2 separate regions of the Homo sapiens genome follow, and region 1 is linked to region 2. A link is an interaction called in ENCODE POLR2A ChIA-PET data of the cell type or tissue named here. Cell type or tissue: Caco-2. All regions are shown on one strand. Each heading gives the region's core, and the rest is flanking DNA. Links, peaks and the distances in the headings are about the cores only.

Region 1 (6,742 bases), core at 1,132-6,131, 270 kb before region 2:
TCACGGCCCTGCTCTGCAGGCTGAATGACCCGGAGCTGCCTCTAGGATGGCCATCCTGACTCTGCAGCCTTGAAGGGGGAGGAGGAATATGTGGCTTAAGGTGGCAGAGCCCTATCCTGGCTGCCGGCAGGGGTAGGCCAGGCTCAGAACACCTTTTCATTCTGTCTCCAATGCAGCCCAGACCCGAGAAGACCAGTGACTGAACCCAGAGGAAAGTTCCCCCAGCGCGGTGCAGGAGGGGGCCTGGGGGTGTCTCGGAGCCTAGAGGCGCCCTGCCTCTCTTGGAGCTCCCAGCGCAAGGCAGGAAAGTTAACTCCGGCTGGGAGGCAGGGTCAGGAGGAGGCATGCCTGCCACCGCGCAGGGCACCCACAGGATCATCGCTGTGGCCCCTTACCTGAAGTCACTGTAGGGGTGGATAATCCAAAATCCGGCCGACTTGACCCTCTCCTGTTCGCGCTCCACGGCTTTCTGGCTGCCGAACATCCTTAGGGAGAATTTGTTGACCCCGGGTTGGAGCATGGCCCCGAACTGGCGCTGCATGAAGCCGGCCTGGCCCAGGCGCACCTCGGCCTCCGGGAGGATCTGGTCGCCGGCAGCCGCGCCTCCCTCCACTTTGATAGCGGTGTCCACCGAGGGCTGCTCGCAGGAGGCGGAGGCCGGCTGCGGTGGCTGCTGGGGCGGCGGCGGCGAGGCTGCGGGCTGCGCCGAGGCGCCGGGGCGCTCGGGCTCGGCCGCCAGGCCTGGGGGCGTCCTGTCCTCGCCGGGGGACGCGTCGCCCTCGGCGATGAGCCGCCGCTCCTCCGCGGAGTCATGCAGGTGTCCGTGACTGCTGCCGCTCCCCGTGCCGCCGCTGCCGCCGCCCCGGCTGCCCAGCGAGGCCAGGCTCCCGCGGAAGCGCCTGCAGTCGCCGTTCGTGCTGGACTTGCCCGCGCCGCGGGCCGGCCCTTCGCTGTCCGCTGCCCCGAGGGCCGAGCTCCGGGACTCCGTGCCACCCGCGGCCGCCGAGGGGGAGGGCGAGGGCAGTGGCCGCAGCCGGATGCTCCTGCGGCTGGGGTCTTGGCGGCCCCCGGCCCCCTCCTCCTCGGCGTCCTCTTCCTCGTCCATGATCCACGCCTTGGCCCCCACCTGCTGCGGGAGGCTGTAGAGCCGCTTGCGCATGGACGGCGGCAGCTTGTCCATGGCGCCAGGGGCCGGGGTCGGACCGGGCCGGGGGCAGGAGCGCGGCGCCGCGGACGGGCTCCAGGTCCGCCCGCCGGTCAGTCCGCCCGTGGGGACGCGTCCTTTGCCGCCGGCGTGGGGGCAGCCTCAGGCGCCCATGCTTGGGCAGGCTGCGCGCCGCGGGGAGGATCCTAGTCCCGCTCCGAGTCCCCGGGCTCGCCGCGCTACACCTCCTCCCGGGCCCGGCTGGGCGCGGGGACCCCGCGCTCCCTTCTTGCCTCCCTCCCTCCCTCTGGCGTTCAGGGGCGCGGCGCGCCGCCCGGCTCCAGGCGCCCCGCCCCCGCGGGGAACAATGGGCGCCGGCCGGAGAGGCTCTGCGGCCGCGGCGCTCAGGGAACCGCTCCGGAGTGCAGAGCGCACGGCCCGCGCGGGTCCCGGGCGTGCGTCCCGCGGGAGGGCTGGCTGTCCGTCTGTCTCGCCGCCCGGGCTTTGTGGCTGGCCACCCGCGAGCTCGCCTCGCCTCCTCTGCCCCGGCCCGTCCGGCCCGTCCCGGGGCTCCCGCCGCAACCGAGCGGAGCCCAGCGACCCGCCGGGCTTACATCAGCGGCCGCCTCCCCCGAAGCGCCCTCCGGCAGCGCTCGGGCTCCCGCGCCCCGGAATATTCATGAAGCCGCCGCAGCTCGCGGGTTGCCATAGGAGCGGCTCCAGCAGCCGGGCCTGCCTACCTGGGCTTCTTAAAGGGGCAGCGGCGCACGGGCCGGGGGCTGGAAAGGGGCGGGGGGCGGGCCTGGCAAGGGGCCCAGGTTAGACCCTCGCTAGACCTTCGGGGCCGGGGTGAGAGGTATCCACACTGCTGCGCCCTTAAATCTCTTTCCTGGGCTAAGCTGGGAGTGCGCCCCAAGTCTGAAGCTCCGGCTTCAGTTGCGAATTCCCCATCCTAAGATTGAAGGGTGGGGGGTGGCTTCCCAATTTCTCCATCACCAAGCTCTGGGCTCGCCTTTCCCTGGCATTTTTGCCCCTCAGCTGGGTCTCCGACTTTCCTCTTGGGAGGCGACCGGGTTCGTCTGGATGCAGAGTCCCGGCCTTCCCGCAACCCTCCTGGAGAGGGGGCTTCCGGAAATGCGCCGCGTCGGGGAGGCTCCCACGGTTTTCCTGTGACATGGGCAGGGTGCGAACCCCGCGCCAGTCTTTCCCCTGCAAAGCCTCGCAGCAGCCAGGCAAGGAGGGCGTGGGGAAACAGGGAGACACGCACAGGGCGCGCGGGTGGGACCCAGCCCTTCGAGGTAAGACTTCGAGGAAATGCGCCGGCAACAGTGACGGATGCGAGATCCGAACGCCGACCTCCGCACGCGCCTCTCCCTCGGTAGTTCCGAGAAAGGGACAAGCCGGCTGCAGCGGGGAGCGGTTGGGCCGGTTCCTCGGACGCCCCAGCACTCTGGAACTGGCTTTGGAGCCCCTTCTCCCTGTGTTCCCATCCACATTATGACACCTACTATGTGGACCCACGCTGGGTGAGTTCCTGTTCCACCCAGTCCCCTACCTGCACCCCCAAGCAGCTGCACAGCCCCCACTCCCTTCCAGTCTGCAGCCCAGCCCCCTTCCCCCCAACCCCCGCCAAGGATCCAACTGTGTGTCCTCTCTCCCAGTCTCTCCCAGTGTACAGTGTCCGGGCTTATGGACAGATTTCACTAGCTCAGCCTAAGGTATAGCCCTACCCCCTCCAACACCATGGACAGCCTGATACCCCAGATTAGCTCAGAAATGGATAGGGGGACAGATTGGGCATTAAGGGGAGGGGAGTTGTCCAGAGAAGGCTGGAGCCGAGGTTAATGCTGGAGCGGACACACAGCAAAGTCTCACAGGAGGGAGGCAAAAAGGTCCCCTGGCTCTGCCATCTCTCTGAGGAATAACATCAAGTTTTTCTTCAAATGATTTTTTTACTCTCATTCTTAGCCCAATGTGACCACTTTCGCCTCCTCCATCCAGAGTAGGAATTTGGAGAGCAGGATGCGGGGCGGGCAGCCTAGCAGGGGCTCTTCTGCTCTACCCACTGGACCACAGGACCTCCCACAGTGAGAGGAATGACTAGGGTGATGACATCACTGGTAGCTGGCATTTTTACTTTTGAGCAGCTCTGAGCTGACAGTTCTCTGCACAGATGCTGGAAGCCTAATCCCTGAGTGTCCTTGGGTCTCCTTGAGAAGAAGTGTTCTTAAAGAGCTGTGAGCCCAGCCTGCCCTGGTCTACCAGCCACAGGAGGGAAGACCTCCATTTAACACACTTCTTTGAGCTTCTTTGTCTAGCTGGGAGTTAGTCTGCCTTAACCCCGCTCAGGAAGTCAGCCCATATAGGCTTCCCCATGACCTATGGTAGAGACATCTCCTCCTCTGGGAACCCTTTCCTAATCACCAAAACCTTGGTCATGTCCCTGCCTTTGGTTCCCATGGCCCATTAGCTCCTGTGACCCTGAGCACTGATTACACAGTGCAGTCTGTGCCCTGAGGGTGGAGCAGGTCCACCTTATCTCAGGGACCTCTCCACCAACACAAGGGTGGACAGAAAGCAGATTAATAAGTTTCAACTCTACAAATGAGTGAGGGACCCTAGAAGTTAGCTAATGGCATTGGAGGGGATGCTTGGAGGAGATGGAGGATAAGACCAAAATTCTGCTTCCTGGGATACTGCTGCCACAGGCCGGCCAGGGGTCAGGATCTCTTAATTCCACCCTACCAGCACCTCACTCGCCCTCAATTTCATTAGTGGCACCCATTCACGACCATCTAGGACCAACTTTAGGTGCAGCAATGACTATTAGATAAATCAGGCCCTTGATAAACCCTGATGAGATCTGGCTTCTCCTGCCTCCTTTATGTGGAAACCCTAATGGAGGACACTGGTGGTGTGCCAACAGTCCAGGGGACAGAGGAGGAGCAGCCCCAGGTCTTGCCCTTGATGGGCTTCAAGTTGTGAGGAAGCTAGACTCATTCTCAGGAATAGGGCATGAAAATAGAGCAGGAAAACTGAAGACAGGAAAGAAATGTATATTAAATCATGTCCCCAACCATGAGAGATTTCAGAGGGAGCTATTGCTGGCCTTGGAGTAGCTAGGGAGGGTTTCCTGGAGGAGGGGGCCAGACTTGATGAGAGACATATATCTAACACTTTACAGTTTACACCTTTTTGTTGTTAAACCACATGAAATTTTGATTTTTGTGAGCCCAATATTGTCAAATTTTGGCAATTTCACGTGAGTCAACCTGACATTCTTACTCCCATTTGCAGGCAAGAGAACTAAAGCACAGAGAGGTCAAGAGGCTTGCCAAATGCCCCATAGCAAGAAAATGGTGAAGCTAGAATTCAAGGGCTCCACAGGGCAGGCTGTGCTCTACTGCCCATCTGCTCATGCAGGTGGGGTAGGGGGCAGGCACAGATGGAGGAAGGAGAAGGAGAGAGAAGGTAAAGAATGGGGAGAGAATAAATAGGACTCCCACATTCTGTAATCTCCCCATTGCTCCACCTGGGTCTCACACCCTCTCCTTTCCAGCACTGCCTAGAAGGCCTGGGGTCTGCTCTGGTTCCTTTGATAACATGGTAGCCAGGCCCTGGGGACCCCAGCAAGGGGAAGGCCCTGTCTCAGGACTGAAATATATGGAGAAGACCTGCTGCTCTCACCATGGGTGGGGGACTAGGGGACTTTGGAGACAAATGGGCTGCTGCAGTGCTGCAGCGGGCCTGGATATTCCTGGAATGCAAATGTAGAAAACATCTGAGTCTAAGAGAGAAGGGGACTGGGGAGGATGGGTTTCCTTCCCTGGAACGGACACTGAATATCAGTGAAAGTTAGAAGACCTGCTGGGAGTAGAAGTGGAGAATGTAGCTGATTGTATAAATCAACCTCAGACCTTATTTGTGGGGGACCTAGATGGGCAGAGGGGGATGGGAAATTCTGGAAGCTTATTTGCTTATGGGCAGAGGGCATTGTTCTTGCTTGGAGAGGCAGCTCTGGGGTAGGGCAGTGGCTCCCACAGCCTGCAATGCCAAAGTTTTGGCCAGTTCTGCTTGAAATGAGATGAAAACACACACACACACACACACACACACACACACACACACACACACACACACACAGAACAATGTAGGATATTTTAGGTTAAGGTTGCCAACTGTCCTTTCTTAGAAGGCTGTCTTTATTCTAAGGTTATATCCTTGCTACATTCTCTGTGTTAAAATGCCCTTTTATGAAATCATGGTGCTGGAAGATGCTGTTTTTTCAATGTCGTTGGCTAAATAAAAAGTTGGCACTGGGTTCTGTGTTTGTTCCGAAAAATCATTTTTGAAATGTTATTGATCTATAAGTTCCAAAAGTCTGGGAACCCCTGTTGTAAACAATAGAGCATGAAACTGAAAAACAAAAGCTGGAGAATTAAGTACTTCTCTGTCAGTTACTGCCTGTGTATGCCTCGATCTTCCTCGTGTGTAAAATGGGTTTAATGATATGCACCTCAAAAGTTATTGCTAAGACTACATGAGAAAATGAATGCACCTAGCATAGCATCTCATTTGTAGTAAGTTCTCAGTAAACACTGAATGATGAAATGATGGAATGAAACCTGCATTACCCAATGGAGAGGAAGGCTCCTGGCCTTTGGAATCCAATTTAGGTCATATCATCTTAAAACTTTCTGTTGGGATGAAAGGGATGTTTTATACAAGATTCCTTCCTTTGAACTCTCCATCCCTGACAAGCCCTGGCTGGGTCTCCAGAAGGCAGACTTCCTTCTCTCTGGGACAGGACCTTGCTGTGGCCCCAAGCTCTACAGCAAGCTTGTTCAACCCGCAGCCCACAGACCACATGCAGCCCAGGACAGCTTTGAATGCAGCCCAACACAAACTTGTAAACTTTCTTAAAACATTATGAGATTTTTTTGCGATTTTTTTAGCTCATCAGCTATTGTTAATGTTAGTATATTTTATGTGTGGCCCAAGACAATTCTTCTTCCTCCAGTGTGGCCCAGGGAAGCCAAAAGATTGGACACCCCTGCTATATAGGCAGCTGCTAACTCAGAGGGCCACATCGTTGACCCTGTGCTCAAAACCCTCTGAGAAGGCTGGGGGTGGTGGCAAGTGGTATCCATACATACATGCCACTTCATCTTTTTGCTCAGTGTAGATACAGTCCTGCACTTCTGCTCTGCCCCAAGGCAGGTCTGCTCTGTAGGGCTGGACAGGGATCAGGGACATATAGACTTCCTGCTGGGAGTCCTGACCTGGAGACAAGGCCTCCAAGAAAGAATACTGGAATCAGCACCATGCCCTCAGGTTTTCTGTCCTGAGGCTTCCTGATAAAGAAGCTGGAAAAAAAAAAGAAAGAAAGAAAGAAAGAGAGAGAGGGAGGGAGGGAGGGAGGCAGGGGGAGAGAGAGAGAGAGAGAGAGGGAGGGAGGGAGGGAGAGAGAGAGATAGAGAGAGAGAAAGAAAGAAAGAAAGAAAGAAAGAAAGAAAGAAAGAAAGAAAGAAAGAAAGAAAGAAAAAGAAACTAAGAAACTGGAAGGGTGGAAGGGGAGGGGACATGCAGGGAGCAACC
Region 2 (6,742 bases), core at 580-5,579:
AGGGAGGACCAGTTCTCCCTCCACACAAGGAGACTCTCTAGCAATTGCCAAGGCTGCATGTCCAGCCCTCAATGCTTCCTTCTGCCTCCCAATACCTATAAAGCTCCTCCCTATACCATTGAAAAATGTTACCAAGCCTTGCATGACGGGCTAATTTTGCACCTCTCCACATCCAGTCTCCCCATCTAGAACACGAGTTCATTATAACAACGTCTTACATGCTACAGCTTTTCACAGTTTACAAAGCATTTCCCACAATAGGAAAAATAAAGCATTCATTATCCCATTATTTCACTTGGTTATCACAACGACCAATCATGTTCATTTCATAAACAAGATAACTAGGCTTCAGAATGGAGAATGCCTTGTTCAAGGTCCCCAGCTGGCAGGTAATAGAGCCAGAATTTGAACCCAAGTCCTTTGGACCTCAAAGGAAATATGCTGAGGGTGGCTGAGTCACTTTCTTGGGGAAGATGATCTCTTGCAATGACCCTCCTCAGACACCATGAGTCTTATCTGAAGATAAAGCACTCTCTTTGGGCAAGTTCTCCATTCAAGATCTGCTAAGGCTGGTATAATGTTGTTTCACCTCCTGGCCCCAGAAGTTTGAGGTGCTCATAATTTCTTCAGGGAGCATCTTGGGTACCAGCTCTACTATGATGGCCAATGCTCAAATGGGGCAGGGCAACTAAACAGCTGAGGTAGGCTCTCTCCACTGTTGGGGTTGGGGTTTTAGTGGCTAATACAAGGCATTCTTTTAATCCCTTCTCAAACTTGGAAACAACTGAGAGACGGACACAGGAGTCAGGCATATGGAGGTCAAAATGGTGGAGAACATGGCTTAGTCTGCTGGCCAAGTGAGCTTGCTAACACTTTGCCCCTGAATTTGGCAGACTTATTCAGAGATGTTGGTAGTGCAGGAAAACCACAAGTCTCCCATGGCCACTGGAAAACTTAGGGCAGCATGGAGAAGCAGAACCACTCATCTGCTCTCTGTAGGACGCCGGTCCCAGGCTTGCTCAAGTCCTTCCGCCTCAGTTGTCCACCAGAAAACTCATTCCTGAAGCCAGGAGGGGAAGCAAGTAAAAGGAGGCCACACATGTCACAATAATGAAGTGATTCTCTGCCCCAGCTACACATTAGAATCAACTAGGGAGCTTGAAAAAAACACCAGTGCCAAAATAGATATACACAACAATGTCCAGGTTCCAGCCCCAGCGATTTAAATGCAATTGATCTGGGGATGGGGCCCAGCTTGCATAGCAGAGTAATGCACTTTAATGTGCTGTAATGCACTGCTTCTCGAATGTTGATGCACATTGGATTACCTGGGGAACCTTAAAAAATCCCAACCCTAGACCACACCAATTAAATCAGAATCCCTGGAGGGGAGACCCAGGCATCAGTATATTTTTAAGACTCCCCAGGTGATTCCAATATGCAGCCAAAATTGAGAACAGGTGCTCAAATGTGGTTGTGTTGTTGTTGTTATCGTTTCAAATTTGAGTGTTCAGCAGAATCACAAGAAATGTTTGTTAAAAGATGGACTTCTGGGCCTCACCCCCAGAGTTTCTGACTCAGTAGGTTTGGGTTGGGGGCCTGAGAATCTCCATTTCTAACAAGCTCCCAGGTGGTGTGGATACTACTGGTTTGGAGACCACACTTTGAGACCTGCTCCTTCACAGGGTGTGCAGAGAAGCGTTTCCTTCATCAGCTGAGAAAGCCATGGTAAGACCTGATGTGATAACTTTCATCCCTGCAGGTCCACAGAAAAATATGCCAAAGTCAGTAGCATTGGCCTACATGATGTTTTAAAGAGGGTTCATAGATTCTGACTTTAAAAAAGAGCTGCCTCATCGTGGCTAGTGTCAGAATGCCCAAGATGCTCTTTATTTTGGTGCTCTCCTTCTCACAGTTGGGAAACTCATTTCTGGTTTTTACCAGGTTAATGGTTGGTTATAGTTGAAACAGAGATGCCTTCTGAGTATTGACATTTTCTCTTGAGAAGTGCTCCCATCTACGTAGCTCTAATTGGACCACTCCATTCTTACAAGTCCCTGTTTCCCTGTTTCGTTCAGGGGTGGTCACCAGACTCAAGCCAGGCCATCCAGAAGCCCTGGAAAATTTTTGGGTTAAAACTGAGGAAAGAGAGTCAGTTTCTCTCTTCTCCGTGTTATAAGCTATGAGATGTGAGACTTGGGGTGAAACTAGGTTTCCTCTCTACTGTGAGCTCCTCAAGGACAGAGTGTTATTTACTGCCATATTTCTCAGTGTTTAGCATAGTTAGTGGCACAAAGCAGGGCATCAAATAAATATTATACACAGTTTTGATGAGGTATAAGTGACATACAATGAACGGTGCATATTTAAAGTATTCAATTTGATATGTTTTGACATATTTATACACTCTAATAAACAGATTTTCAGATTGAATTAAAAAAATAATACCCGACTATATGCTGTCTCTGAGATAGCCATTTCAAATATGAAGCCACAAATAGATTTAAAGTAGGAGAATTGAAAAAGTATCCCATGCAGACATTAATTAAAGAGAAGCCAGAATGACTGTATTCATATCAAAGTGGATTTCAGAAGAAGAAATATTATCAGGGAATCATAGTGATATTACATAATGATAATGGGGTCAATTCACCAGGAGCACATAACAATCCGAAATGGTGTGTACAACAGTGCTTTATTATGCATGAAGCAGAAACTGAAATGCAAAATAGACAAGTCCTCAATTATAGCTGGCTATTTTAACACCTTTCTTTCAGTGATTGATAGAAAAAGTAGACAGAAAATCTGTAAGGATATGGGAGACATACAACACAATCCATCAACTGGATCTAATAGCATCGTCTACCTAATAATAGCAGAATATGCATTCTTTCCAGGTGCGCACAGAGCATTCACTAAGATAGGCTGTGTTCCAGACTATAAAATAAGTCTCAACAAATTTAAATTTATTGCCAGGCACGGTGGGGCATGCCTGTAGTCCCAGCTATGCAGGAGGATCCCTTGAGCTCAGGATTTGAGACCAGCTTAGGCAACATAGTGAGACCCCCATCTAAAAAAAAATAAATAAAAAGTAGTGAAATCATGCAAACTATGTTGTCTAACCACAAAGGAATATACTACTAAAAGTCAAAAAGAAAAAGATATCTTGAAAATCCTCAAAGAATTGGAAATTGAACAACACACTTCTAAAAAGAAACCAAAGAATAAATAATAATGGAAATTTAAAAATATTTTAATAGTCCATTACATTAAAGAGATGTGAAAATAAGAAAACATATTTAGGGCCAGGCGCAGTGGCTTATGCCTGTAATCCTAGCACTTTGGGAGGCCAAGGCAGGTAGATCACTTGCTCTCAGGAGTTTGAGACCAGCCTGGGCAACATGGTGAAACCCCGTTTCTACAAAAAATACAAAAATTAGCTGGGCGTGGTGGCTTGTGCCTGTACTCCCAGCTACTTTAGGGAGCTGAGGCAGAAGATTCCCTTGAGCCCAGAAGGCAGAGGTTCCAGTGAATGGAGATGGCGTCACTGCACTCCAGCCTGGGTCACAGAGTGAGACCCTGTCTCAAAAAAAAAAAAAAAAAAAGAAGAAGGAGGAGGAGGAAACATATTTAGTATACTTATATTCACATTTATCTTTTCTCTTTTCTTTCTTTTTTTTTTTTTTTTTTGAGATGGAGTCTCAGTCTGTGGCCCAGGCTGGAGTGCAGTGGCCCAGCTCGGCTCACTACAACCTCCACCTCCCGATTTCAAGCAATTCTCCTGCCTCAGCCTCCCAAGTAGCTGGGATTATAGGCACATGCCACCATGCCCAGCTATTTTTTGTATTTTTAGTAGAGATGTTGTTTTGCCATGTTGGCCAGGCTGGTCTCGAACTCCTGAACTCAGGTGATCCACCTGCCTCGGCCTCCCAAAGTGCTGGGATTACAGGCATGAGCCACTGTGCCCAGCCACATTTATCATTTCTATACTCTTCATTCTTATGTGTGGATGCAAATTTCCATCTGGTATCATTTTCCTTCTGCCTGATGAACTCTCTAAACTTTTGCCTGAGAAAGTCTTTATTTCACCTTCTCTTTTGAAACATATTTTGGCTAGGCACAGCGGCTCACTCCTGTAAACCCAGCATTTTGGGAGGCCAAGACAGGAGGCCCAGGAGCTTAAGACCAGCCTGGGCAACATGGTGACATCTCATCTTAAAAAAATAGAAAAAGGAGAGAAAGAAAGGAAGGAAGGAAGGAAGGGTATTTTTTTTTTGTCAGGTATAGAATTCCAAGTTAACAGATTCTTTTTTCAATTCTTTAAAGATGTCATTCCATTATTTTTTGCTTGGCATAATTTCGGTGAAAATTCTACTATAATCCTTGCCTTTGTTCCATTGAACATAATACGTCGTTTTTTTTCTGGCCGCTATTCAATTATTTTATTTATCACTGGTTTTTCAGCAATTTGATTATAATGTGCCTTGATGTTTATTGTTTTCTTTATATTTGTTCCATTTGGAGTTCATTGAGCTTCTTGGATCTATAGGTTTATAGCTTTCCTCGAATTTGGAAAATCTTATGCCATTATTTCTTCTCATAAGTTTCTATTCTTCTACCCTTCTGCAACTCTAGTTACACTTATTTTATTTTATTTTATTTTATTTTATTTTATTTTATTTTATTTTATTTTTGAGATGGAGTCTCGCTCTGTCGCCCAGGCTGGAGTGCAATGGTGTGATCTTGGCTTACTCTCCACCTCCCGGGTTCAAGTGATTCTCCTGTCTCAGCCTACCTAGTAGCTGGGATTACAGGCTCCCGCCACCATGCCCAGAAAATTTTTGTATTTTTAGTAGAGACAGAGTTTCACCATGTTAGCCAGGCTGGTCTTGAACTCCTGACCTCAGGTGATCCACCTTCCTTGGCCTCCCAAAGTGCTGGGATTACAGGCGCGAGCCACCGCGCACAGCCTGTCACGTGTATTTTAGATCACTTGTTATCATCCCATAGAATCACTAGGCTTGTGTTTTGTTTTTGTTTTGTTTTTGAGACAGAGTCTCACTCTTGCCCAGGCTAGAGTGCAGTGGATCACAGTTCACTGCAGCCTTAACTTTCTGGGCTCAAAGGATCCTTCCATCTCAGCCTCCCAAGTAGCTGGGACCATACGCTTACGCCACCACACCCACCTAATTTTTGTATTTTTTATAGAGATGGAGTTTGGCCATGTTGCCAGGCTGGTCTCAAACTCCTGAGCTCAGGTGATCCACCTGCCTCGGCCTCCCGAAGTGCTGGGATTACAGGCATGAGCCACTGTGCCCGGCCACATTTATCATGGAGGAGGGGGAGGGGGAGGGGGGAAAGGGAGGAGAAGGATCTGCCCACTTCAGCCTCCCAAAGTGCTGGGATTACAGGCGTTCACTTTTTTTCATTCTCGTTTTTCTCTGTTTTCTTCATTTTGGGTAAATATTGCTATGTCTTCACATTCACTGACCTCTTTTTTCTAGTGTTTAACCTGCTCTCAATCCAAACTTGTATAGATTTCATTTCAGATAATTGTGTTTTTCATTCTAGAAATTCCATTTGGGTCTTTTAATATATTTTCTTTGTCTCCTCGTTATTTTTATGTTTTCCTTTTCATCTTAAGCATATTTGTAAGATTTAAAAATAGCTTTAAAATCCTTGTCTGCTAATTCTATCATCTTTGTCATTGCAGGTTTTTGGCTTTTTTTTTTTTTTTTTTAAGAGACAAAATCTCTGTCTCACTCTGTCACCCAGGCTGGCGTACAGGGTGACACAATCATAGCTCACTGCAGTATCCAATTCATGGGCTCAAGAGATCCTACTGCTTCTGCTTCCTAAGTAGCTGGGACTACAAGCATGCTCTACCACACCCTGCTAAATAAAAAAAAATTTTTTTTTGGACAGGTGGGGTCTCATGATGTTGCCCAAACTGGTTTTGAATTCCTGGCCTCAAGCAATAATCCCGCCTCAGCCTCCCAAAGCGCTGAGATTACAGGCATGAGTCACCGTGCCCAGCCCATTTCTAGTATTTTCTAATGATGCATTTTTCTCTTCACTATAGGTCATCTTCCTGCTGATTTGTATGCCTGGTAGTTTTTCACTGGATGCTCTACATGGTAAATTTTACCTTGCTGATTGCTACCCTTTGTTGCTTTTCTTTAAGGAGTATTGGGCTTTGTTTGGCATGCAGTTAAACTATTGCATATCAGTTTGATCTTTTTGAGGCTTGTTTTTCTGCAGTTACGGAATCAGAACAGCCATTTTTCTAGGTGTATTTATGTCTTCTGTCAAGGCCTTCTGCTTCTGAGAATGCCCTCTATTTTACAAAGTCTCTTTACTCTGGCTCATGGGAACAAAAACGAGTTCTAGCTGTGTGTGAGCTCCAGGAATTATTTGAACAACTGTTTTCCAGTGGTTTTTACCCCACCCTCCTGGAGTTTCACCCCAGGCATGTACAGATCATCACTCAGCCAAAGACTAGTTTAGAGGATCCTTTTGCAGATCTCTAGAGCTTTCTGGTGTGCAGCTTCCTCCTTCCCTGTAGGCTGCCCCACAGGTTCCACCTCAGCCTCCCCAAATTCCAGTCTCTGTCTTCTAAACTCAACAAGGCTGGTGGTTCTGGATGGGTCCCTCTCCCTGCGCTAGAGCCAGAAAACTGCCTGAAGGCAGCAATTGCAGAACTCCCAATACCTGTGCCCCTTCACTCAGGGATTGCAGTCCT

Evidence for each region. ChIA-PET counts read pairs that join two places held together with the same protein. Peaks named below come from ENCODE experiments on the same cell type or tissue, not always from the same donor. Only the 100,000 strongest peaks of a DNase experiment are listed, where the experiment ranks them.
Region 1: POLR2A ChIA-PET joins it to region 2 with 5 read pairs; 5 of 35 experiments call an interaction of 5 or more read pairs at or near these places.

What each region holds. Positions count from the first base shown.
Region 1 is chr15:73,367,091-73,373,832 of GRCh38, forward strand. HCN4 (hyperpolarization activated cyclic nucleotide gated potassium channel 4) reads right to left here and starts at 1,868. Exons shown (of 8, transcript NM_005477.3): 1 at 396-1,868. The coding sequence starts at 1,180. In Caco-2, for the core only: no CTCF peak of the experiment used is centred there; no DNase peak of the experiment used is centred there; H3K4me3 peaks cover 814 bases; H3K27me3 peaks cover 118 bases.
Region 2 is chr15:73,641,480-73,648,221 of GRCh38, forward strand. It overlaps LOC105370891 (a long non-coding RNA gene), which reads left to right. Exons shown (of 3, transcript XR_932451.3): 2 at 6,083-6,137. Among named protein-coding and RNA genes, the nearest start is that of NPTN, 11 kb to the left of the region's middle. In Caco-2, for the core only: no CTCF peak of the experiment used is centred there; no DNase peak of the experiment used is centred there.